Linked DNA regions of Homo sapiens: region 2 is linked to region 1. Evidence: chromatin loops called from intact Hi-C (ENCODE). Cell type or tissue: GM12878. All regions are shown on one strand. Each heading gives the region's core, and the rest is flanking DNA. Links, peaks and the distances in the headings are about the cores only.

The links. Hi-C counts contacts between places; a loop is a spot of excess contacts. Peaks named below come from ENCODE experiments on the same cell type or tissue, not always from the same donor. Only the 100,000 strongest peaks of a DNase experiment are listed, where the experiment ranks them.
Region 2: it touches region 1 in a loop (4-fold over the local background); 2 of 110 quality-filtered maps call a loop at or near these places.

Annotation. Positions count from the first base shown.
Region 1 is chr2:217,220,515-217,225,895 of GRCh38, forward strand. LOC105373872 (a long non-coding RNA gene) reads right to left here and starts at 343. Exons shown (of 3, transcript XR_923875.3): 1 at 273-343. RefSeq lists an enhancer at 2,849-4,048. In GM12878, for the core only: no CTCF peak of the experiment used is centred there; DNase peaks (open chromatin) are centred at 2,177 and 3,067; H3K4me3 peaks cover 846 bases; H3K27ac peaks cover 3,237 bases.
Region 2 is chr2:217,442,330-217,447,710 of GRCh38, forward strand. The region is part of intron 3 of DIRC3 (disrupted in renal carcinoma 3); the gene reads right to left. Among named protein-coding and RNA genes, the nearest start is that of DIRC3-AS1, 160 kb to the left of the region's middle. In GM12878, for the core only: no CTCF peak of the experiment used is centred there; a DNase peak (open chromatin) is centred at 2,782.

The DNA.
Region 1 (5,381 bases), core at 54-5,053:
CTGCTTCCTTTCCTCCCTCCTTTCCCACCCTGCTTTTGTGATTTGTTAATTATTTGAGGCAAGGGTATTGGAGGTGTCTAGGCTCTGTCTTCTGACTCAGTCTCATCCCTCCCTGGCCCATAAAAATGTCTCAGAGGCCTTGTTGATCTGAGAATATGAGGCAAACCAACCATCTCGCCCTTTCTAGGCTTGTACATGGGTTTCGGAACTGTCCCCCCATAAACCCTCCCTGTGATCCCACCCACCCAGCCACTATTGCCAGCCCAACTTACTGGAAATCTCTGTTCCTCTAAAGCAGACATTGGCTTTGTTCCCAGAGCCAGGCAAAATGGAAATGCTTTCTAAGAAAAACACAAACAAGAGAATTACATCCTGATCTGACCAGTTGGAAATTTCTTCACAGTATAATTTTATTTGTTCCTCATCAAGGATGCTTTATCCCTCTTTCTGCAAAGGCTGGCCTGGTAGGTCAAGAAAGTAACTGATACTTATTTTTTTCTCTAGTCACTAAAAAAAAATCAAACCCATATAAATTGCTGTCAATTCTGGTGACTTAGAATACAGTTATAGTTCTGGTATCATAAATAAGCTGATATGATGGTACTGAAAGAGCTATAGGGTCCCCCTTCTTGAAAGATATTTAAAGATTTGAGAAACTCCGAAAGGCCTCTGGTCTGTGGCCCTCACTCCCCTACTTCACCCATAGCTCAGATTATGTTCTTTCGTAGCGTGGTTATTGGATTCCACTCAACTGCCACCGTCTTTGGATAATGCCATCCAAGAGCATGACTATTCTCCAATGTCTAAGTTCTCCAAAAACCTCTTTGTTTTCCCTTGACCACTGCAGTCCAGTAAATGCTACATTATGTTAAAGGTGACCTCATTTGACCTTCAAATCATCTTTAAAACTGGCCTTCCCACAGTAAAAGAATTTCAGACCATAGACTGCAACCATTGTGTTTATCTCACACAATATTGTTTTGAAGGCTTCTGTCAATGTAACTCAAGTTTGAAGCACTAAGCTGGCACTTGATATATGCTGCTGAACAGTCTAACTACAGGATATACTATCTATTATTTTAGTAGCAATGGGAGGTATATGCCAAGCCTTGTTTTAGATGCTGCAAATGCCAATGTGCCTATGAACAGTCCAGCCTTAGACTCTAAAGAAGCTCTTACTACATATTCATATTCCAGTTCATAGATCTTTCTCCTAGACTTTGATTTTCGGATTATTTAATTGTTGTATTATTACTCAATTTTGTATCCATTTTTGCTTCATCTCTTTCCTTTGTCCTAATCCTTTGGAGGGAATAGCAACAGCAATGGTGAGGAGAAAGAGCCCAAGAAAGGTAGACTTGAATTCTGCTCTTAATTCATTCACTCTGTGATCACTGACTTCTCTCTTTACTTCTCTTATCTCAGCGAATTTATATGTAATATTAGGAGAATAGAAATGCAAGGGACCCTAGGAATAAAATAATTACTTATTGAAAATAAATAGTCAAAGACGACTATTATCCAGGTGTTAGAGATGGAAAGGTAAATCAGATTTGGTCCCTGACCCTTAGGGGCCAGTCTAGCAGGAAAACAATCTTGGAGCCTAGAGCTTTTTCCTTGTACCCAGCACATGCCTTAAACTTCGTGAGTGCTGGAGAACCAGATGTTAATTTGGGTGTGGGATTTTGAGCTAGTTCTTTTACCATAATTGCTATTTCCAAGTGGAGCTGATCGTCTTTCTACTTTCTCTTTCTAGGGGAGAAAGACATATTCTAGTATAGATCCTAGGTATTCCCATCTGACCTATAAATTGACTTTGTGATACAGCAGAAAAGGCATAAATTAAAATATTATCTTCTGTTACAAATTCCATAGTTTTGGATAAGTCATGTCCCTTTTTGTGCCTCATTTTATCCCACTGATAATAAGTGGTTTGAATTAGATGAGTTCTGGGGTCCCTCCTACTTTGAACATTCTTTGAGTTGAAGATCATGGCCACATCACTCAGCCCTGCTACTGGTGCCCAGGCTCTGGCCTTAGGAGTATGTGTCTAAGCTATTTGGTTGTCTCTTTTTCTGCCCCTTTCTCCCTTCAATCCATCTCTAATATCTGTACACCAGATCCACTGCCTTGGGCCTACTATATGTATTAGGTTGGTGCAAAAGTAATTGCGATTTTTGTCACTAAAAGTAACCGCAAAAACCGCAGTTACTTTTGCATCAACGTAATACTTCTGCTTCTCAGTTTCTCAGTTCCTTTTTTCTGTCTAGTGCTTTTCTTCTTGAAATTAGAATCGTTCTCTCCCTAGATTTTACCAACCCCCCTGATTTGGCAGAGGACTCTCAGCTTGAACCATATCTTGCTCCTGTGAACCTGTTTTCTTCAAGGCTTTGTAGTCTCTATTTTATAAGCAACACCTATGGACTTCTGAAAAAACGACTTGAGAATGCTGTTTTTTATGTTTTACACTCAGCTCCCTATAAATTACCATGCCTTTGTATTTTGATCATTTCTATTACTGTTCAAGGTTACATAACCTCATTCTATGCTACAGACTGAATGTGTTTTTGAAATAAAAGGCAGGGGAAAACTGTCATTAGAGGTAGTAAAATATAAAGCTTTTTTATTTCTTTCACAGTCTCCCTTGACTTGTCATGGTCGTGTTGTTTTTCAATTTGCTATTTCATGTTCTAAATAAAGAAAAATTGAAATGATAAATTACTAGCATAGATTTACCATTCATCTTGATATTGTGCAATGACACTTTTAAATGCAAACTAAGAGTATTTCATTCCTATGAGATTACCGAAATCACACAATTTATACTTCATAGCTTGTACACGCATATATATTTTGCTCTTATCAGAACACTGTAAACACTGCACGAAACCAGTTCAAGTATTTGTACTTTTCTTCTTAATAATATGCACATTCTATCAACACTCTCTACCTTTGACTTACTGATGAGTAAGAGGACTGAAAAGAAAAGGCACTATGGTTTGCCCTATCTTTCTCTTTCCTTCTATGGTATCATTTTCAGTGCAAGTGGTTGACTAATAGAGGAAGTAACATGAGTAATAAAGGATATGACAGAGTCCCTTGCTAATTCTTGTTTCTTAGAATGTCCTTGCCCTCTTTCTGGCTTGAATGGAAAATGTGGCCTCCTGGGACTGTCAGTGGTGTGGTCCCCACATCCTTAGTTGTACACATAACATGCTTACCGTGTGCTTGCTTTGAGTCCCTTCTGAGCTCCCATGCAATGTAGACTCATCGGAATCCCGTGCTCATGGGATTTTATGAACACTATATGCAAATAGGACAGCAAGAAATGGCAGTAAACGCTTTTATTGTTGCTATCTCCTCTGCTCCTGCACATGCTCCATGGTATCGTTGGACTTCACTTACAAAACACAGATACAAAGACAAAATTACTAAGAATTACCAAGAATTTTAATTTCAAGATGGCAACAGAGTATTAAACCAAAGATGAAGTCGTTCTGAGTGTGGGGTTTGCGAGATGGCACAGGTGGCACTCCCAGGAGCTCGTCTTGGCCAGGTCGCACCCTTGAGTCCATTGGAACCTGAATCTCACCCTGCTCTGCTATGCTATACTGACTCCAGCTGAATTCAAGGAGTTACAGTTTGAAACTCTCCAGACTCCAGTGGCCATCCCACTTGTGGTGAGTAGCTTTAAATAAAATATGCTCACAAATTATTTAATATACTTTCCTTTAAAAAATGGAGCTTAATTCCTTTCAAGTGTGGACTATTTTTAGTGACTTACCTCTAAAAAATATTATATGGCAAAAGTGATGAAGTATGATTTACAACAATTGATCCTGGAAGATACTGCATCTTCCATCTTGCTGTCTCTCCTAGATCACTTGCTCTGAGGGAGGACATCTGCTGTATCATGAGGACGCAAAACCATCCCATGGAGGGTGCTACATGCAGAGCAGCTGAGGCCTCCTGCTAGTTGTCAGTGAGGAACCGAGGCTTCTTGCCAATGGCCATGTGAGTGAGCCATCTTGCAAACAGATCCCCTAACCCCAGTTAAGCCCTTCAGGCAAACTGCAACGTTGTCAAGTCTTAACTGCAACCTCATGAGAGACCCTAGGCCATAGCCACCAGCTAAGCTGCTCTTGAATTCCTGACTCAGAAACTTTGAGATCATGAATCTTTGTTGTATTAGGCCTCCAACCTTAGGGGTAATTGGTTATGCAGCAATAGATAACTAATATACCATTATTTTCAAGCGGGACTATAAGCTTGGTACAACCCAAACACCAAAGTATATCCAAGAGTTTTCTTGGCCATGTTAGGAAGTCTCAGAAGACCTCAAAATGAAAAGCAGACAAGCCTCTACTCATAGAGTGCACATTAGGCCGATATAATATTTAGCTTTTCTAGATGCTTTATTTTTTAGGCACTGTACAGTAAAACCAGGGCTTCTTTCCTTGCCTTGATAAATGGTGAATGACATTGGATGCCACTCTCACCCCCATATGCTCACCAAAGGGAGAAGAATTGCTCACCTGATTGGTGGGAGTCATAGCAAATGAAATAGGTCCCTGTGCCACAATTCTGCCAGACTCAGACCTCACTTGTCATTTGGAGGAGCAATTTTGAATCACATTCTCCACTGTTCCTTGCAGGCCCCCAGCAGTAGTAACCCGCTGCTATGCGCAGTGAAAATCAGCTCAATTAGACAGCCTTGCGCATGCTTTCCCCCATCTCTACTTCACTCCCCTTTCTTTTCCCACTAACTTCCTGTGATCACCTCTTGAGGACCTTGGTGAGAGCACTGGACCAAACCAAGACAGTTGTTCGGTCTGGTGTTTTGGGGTAGGGCATGCTTTACAAGTTGGTGAGATTACCATCCCCTAAAAAGGGAGGAAGCAGAGATATCTCTCCCAACTCTTGCTTCTCTTATTTGGCAGTCTGACCTATCAGGCAGGCTAAATGGCCTAGACTAGTTCAGGCCCTAAGGCAAAAATGTGTTTTTTTCTTGTTGTCCATGACATTATTTTTTTCTTGTCACTTAGGAGAATGCTTTAGGCTGGCTTTTTCTTACAGTACCAATGCTAAGTCTCCACCCTGAGTTTGGAAGTTAATTAGAAGGAAGAGAAGCAGAGGCATATGAAGGAACTAGCAACATAGAGGTGCCTCAAATGGGGCTGGGGTGAACTGTAACTACACAAAGGCTGGCATTAAAAAGTACAGCCCCACATGAAAGACTGGCCCCATTGTCCTTAGCAGGTGGTCTGGGCTGCTAGTTTGGCTGTTCAGGGATAGTTTGTGCCCCTAGGCAAGAGGCAAATGGTATTGTGGTTAAGGATGAAATTGGATTATAAGTAAAGGAGATTTATTTCGGAAACAGC
Region 2 (5,381 bases), core at 188-5,187, 220 kb after region 1:
TTATATGAACTTTCACCAAAAGATTCACGACTTCAATTCTGGAAACTTACATCATTCTCTATTTCTTTTCCCTGGAACTCCTAATCAGATGCATACTGGAGTCTCTCAATCCATTTCTATTCCCCTTAACTTCCCATACAAACATTAATATGTTTGTATGCATATATATGTATAATTTTTCTTTTTGTCTATATTTTGTTTATATTTCTGAGTTCTATTTTCCCATTGTAATAGATTATCCAGAGAAACAGAACCAATATGGTGTGTATATATATAGAGAGAGATTTGTTATAAGGAATTGTCTGACACAATTATGGAGACTTTCAAGTTTAAATCTGCAGTGTGGGCCAGCAGGCTTGAGATGCAGGACAGCTGATGGTGCAGATGAAGTCCTATTAAGTGATCTGCTGGAGAATCTCCTCTTACTTGAGAGAAGATTGGCTTTTGTTCTATTCAGTCCTACTCATCTGATTTGAAGAGACCTGCTCATGTTATGGAGGGCAATCTGCTTTACTCTGCCAATTGAAATGTTAAATTCACCCAAAAATATCCACACAGAAACACCCAGAATAATGTCTGACCAAATATCTGGGCAACCCATAGCCCAGTCAAATTGCCACATAAAATTAATTATCACTGCCACTTAAATACTCTCTTTTTATTGTTTGCTCTAAACTCTACTTCAGAATTTATTCCATTTATTATTTTTTAAAATAGCAATTTTTTAGTACACAATTTACTATTGTTACTATATTCTCTTATATAGGTTTAATTTTTGCTTTTTTGTTTCATCATTTCTTATTTTATCTTTTAATTTTTTATTATACTTTATCTCTTTGACAATCCTAAAGACTTCATTTTAAATCATTTTCAAATTGTCCTATCATTTTCATTTCATCTGACGTGAATTTATTTTCCCACATTTTATTTTGTTAAGTGCTTGTCTTATGGTTAATATTCCTCACGTGTCTCGGATTTTGGTTTTGTGGTTCATGTTCTATGAGTCCACTTCAGGTTATATATGGGCAGTTTGGGATTTCTATCTTGGTGTGATATTAGGAATATCAGATTTAATCTCTGTATCAGTCCATTTTCACACTGCTGATAAAGACATACCTGAGACTGGGTAATTTATAGAGAAAAAGAGGTTTAATGGACTCACAGTTCCCCGTGGCTGGGCAGGCCTCACAATTATGGTGAAAGATGAAGGAAGAACAAAGGGACTTCTTACATGGCAGCCGGTAAGAGAGAAATGAGAACCAAGCAAAAAGGGATTCCCATTATAAAACCACCAGATCTCCTCAAACTTATTCACTAGCACTAACAATATGGGGGAACCACACCCAAGATTCAATTATCTCCCTCCAGGTCCCTTGTGCAACATGTGGGAATTATGGGAGCTACAATTCAAGATGAGATTTGGGTGGGGAAACAGAGAAACCATATCAGTCTCTAAGCTAGCCGGTGCCTTGACCCAGGCCTTCCCTCAGGGGCTGTGCTCCACCTTCTTCTGCCTTCCTAGACATGCAGTTTTATGTAAGCCATAGATTCATGTTGCAGCATTTTTCCCCAGCCTCTTCATGACTTGACAGCAAAAGCAGAAATATGGGGATTTCTATACCCAATTTTAAACTAACAGAATTGCATATGCAGCTTCCTCTGCCTACTTTTTTGACCCGTGGCCCCACAGGGCTGGAGATTCAACTACATTGACATGGCTTGTATTTTACCGATCACTGTGATGGGTCAAAAGCAGAGTAAAGGCCTCAAAACGTGAAGTGATAACATGGTTTTGACTAAAGTTCTCCCATTTCTATTCTCCCTCTATTGTTACAGCTTCTCTAATGGTTCTCTTTGTATTCCTGGCATTCTCTGGAGGCTTCTGATAAAAACAGGGTCTTTAATTGCCCCCCTTTTCCAGTCAGGTCCCCAATAAGAAACAGATGTTGTACTCAAAGGGGGTAATTGAGGAGAGTTTACTAAAGGGACTGCTTGCAAAGATGTAGTCCAAGCTAAGATAAATTGGAAAGGATTGGTGAAGCTCCCAAGCCAACAACAACAGGCCTAGTAGAGAACTATCACTGTGCTATAGGAGAGAGCTGCCTGGCAGGAGTGCCAGCCTTTGATAGAGGAACATGGTCCACTACTGAACCTTAACTTGGTAAAGACAGAGACCAAGGAGTAAATACTCCCAACTCCTTCTCCTGCCCTTTGTTCCTCTGCTTCCCATGGGCCAAACTCAACAGGAAATCAGACTGCAAGGGACCCCTTAACATAGTCAAGAAAGGTCAGCCTCTCAGGGCACAGAGTAGGGCAAGGAGTGGATCTGGATGTGGTAAAGAAAGAACACACAGAATACAGAATAGCCCAAGACTACATTTCTCAGGTCACTTCCATCTTCACATTACAGAAATAAATCATCTTCCTTTTCCACTTCCCCCTCTTTAGCTAATGCCTTTTTTACTTTTTTTTTTTTTTAATTTCATAGGTCATTTCTTGAAAGAGTTGTCTAAAGGCACTGTCTGCACTTTATTCTTATTTGCTACTCAACCTCCTGTTGTTCAGTTTCTGACTTTATAGCCCCCTGAAATTTCTCTCCAGGAAGTTACTGATTTCTTGCTGAATTATAAACCCAATCCAAACTTTTGGATGCTTATCAACTGCATTGAGGCACTCCTTGCCTAAAGTCTCCTCCCCTCTTGATCTCTGTGTGACCACTTTCTCTCAGTTCCCCTCCTTTGAAACTGCAAAGGCAGCATGTAAGAGGAGCAACTACCTGGGCTGAATTAAGACCTGAAGGCCCCAAGGGAATGAGGCTAGTGATAGCCAGAGGTGTGGTGCAGGGTTCAGGGTGGGGAGCATGTCCTAACAGAGGAAACCACAGATGTGGTATCCATTGCTTCTTATTTGCCATCAGTGACTGCATGGTTGACCACCAAACTCTATAGGGTCACTCTGAAGAATAGAAAAAGCTGAAGTGGTCTAGAAGAAATTAGATTTTCTATAGGAAAGACATAAAGAAAACTTGGCAGAGGTATCTGTTTTTAAAAATACATAAATCTCGGCCTCGACCAACACTTATTTGATGTGACCCTTTCACCCAAGACCATTTCTTCATCCCACTAGAACCTCAGTTCTCAGCACTGAGCAATATCAGCTGACAGCCTTTCATCCAGCAGGACAACAGAACTGTGGGACCCCAGCAGAGACAAGGCTGTCAGTGAGGCCTGTCCTGGTGGGCTGTCATCCCACGTGGAGAGGTGAGAAAAGTAGGGTGGAAGAGGAAACGATGCTGAAGACTGAGGAGGCAGGTGGAATTCAAAGTTGGTCTTTTTTTTTCTTTTCCAAATTAAAGAGATGTTTTCTCTGCCACAGCTTCTGGGCCCTGATACAGCAATAAGTCAAACACCAGCATTCATCCCCTTGCAAATGGGAACCACCTCCCCACCTTGGAGCACAGACAGATTGTAGTTGAGACGCCCAGTGGAAAAAGCTGAGTATGGCTGGGCAGCCTCACACAGGCCTTTGCCTCTAGATCCCCTTGAGCTCCCTTCCCAAGAGTCCTTGACAAATATGCAGGGCTAAGAGGCTGTCCAAGGAATGCAGCCGTCTCAGCCATTCATTACCAAGGCTCAAAACCACAGGGGCAGGAAGAGCAGACAGAGCTGGGTAGGATCCGTCTCCGGTGAGGTTTGGAAATGGGAGATACCCCTGACTGGGCAGGCTGAATTGATGTGGTCTGGCCTAGGGGCAAGGGGATGGACAGAATGACCATCACCACTCTCAGCCAGCCTGGTGGGTCTATGAAAAGAGATGTTTGATTCATTCTCGGGCTCTACCCAAGTGACTCTGAAATATTCCTAGACGGTTGCCAGGACAGTCAATAGTGGGTGAAACAAAGACCCAGAAGCCAAAATTCTGGGCTTCCAAGCTGCTTCCTTCAATCTTCTTTAAGTGTTTTCCTTTATGTTTGTTCCTTTATGGCTTGTTCCCCTTCTCTGATAAACTGTAAGACCCCTGAGGTCAGAGGTGCTTTCCTCTCCTGCCCACTCCTTCCCCTTCTGCTTTCTTTCTCCTGCAAACCTGTGCTAGGACACCTTAAAAAGAAGGATTCCTGATGGACTCAAGATGATTTATCTAATTTGCAACTGGTCAGCCACAGGGCTATGGAGAGGGTGAGCAGGATTGGGGCTGGCAAGAATGATAAGAAGGAACAAACCTGGAACCATGATTACTCATTCATGGTCTTCCAGTTTACACTCTACTGTGATGACCATGAAAGAGAAAAAGAATTAGTAAAAAAGAAAAAAATACATAGACAGACTGCCCTCCCAGACACAGAAAAATTATTTTCTTACCCATAAGAAAATTCCATCAAACATGAAGATTAAATAGGGACCTAAAATCTGATACCTACCAGTATCTGGACACACCTGGATCCTGTGGAGGTGGCTCTGGGCAGACAGACAAGTTGGAGGGGCAGATGGAATTAGTCAAGTAGGGAAAGTCAGAGTGAATAAGTCAGGAAAGCCCTCCCACAGGAAGAATTTTGAGTAAGGATTTGTGAATGAGAAATCCAGAATAAAAAGAGGCAGGTATAGTTCTCTACAGAGAACTACGGCCAGCAGGGGATATTCACATGAGAGCTGGGCATGCAGACCAGGACCAGGAAACATTCTAGGAGAGCCCAAACATAAGGGGAAGTGGGCACATAGTGAAATGGGGCTGGGGGAGTGAGGTGATGGAGAGACGCTGTCCTAAAAGCTCAAGCTGAGGAGACTGGATTGAGTACAAGGGGACATTGGGAGCCAAGTCAGAGATCCATCCCAGCATCTCTGGAGGTCTGTAAGAAGCTGTGGTCTCTCTCTTCTCTCAAGGAGAATTGCAGGAGCTCTGATGCCTCAGAATTTCCCATGCAGGCAGACCAAGGGGAGAAGGAGAGATGCTTTCTCCAAAGAGCTCAAGAGGAGTCAGGAGAAGGTGAGATTAGCAGCCAGCAGGAAAAGGCATGGACCTCTGGTAAAGCCTTTAGAGATATCTTCCTTTCTCCTGCGGTGGGTGGGGGGAGGTTGTGATGGATATAAAGAGGCCTGATGGAAAGTCTGGATTTACATCAAGTGTGAGGGGAAGGACTCTGGGAAGGACGGCAGTACAGGAAAGTCAACACGTCACTGGCCTTCATTGTATTGGCCACCCAGGACTGAGTTCCGGCATGAGGCTTGTCCATGTTGTTTTTTGTTTGCCCTATACCCACAGCACAGATGGCCCATGGTGTGGAGGAGGCTCATTTCAAATCCATCATCAGTCATCTAAAGCGCACTAAAGTTCAACAAATGATTTCAAGTTCATCTTCAGTCAACTTCAGTGGACTTTTAAAATTC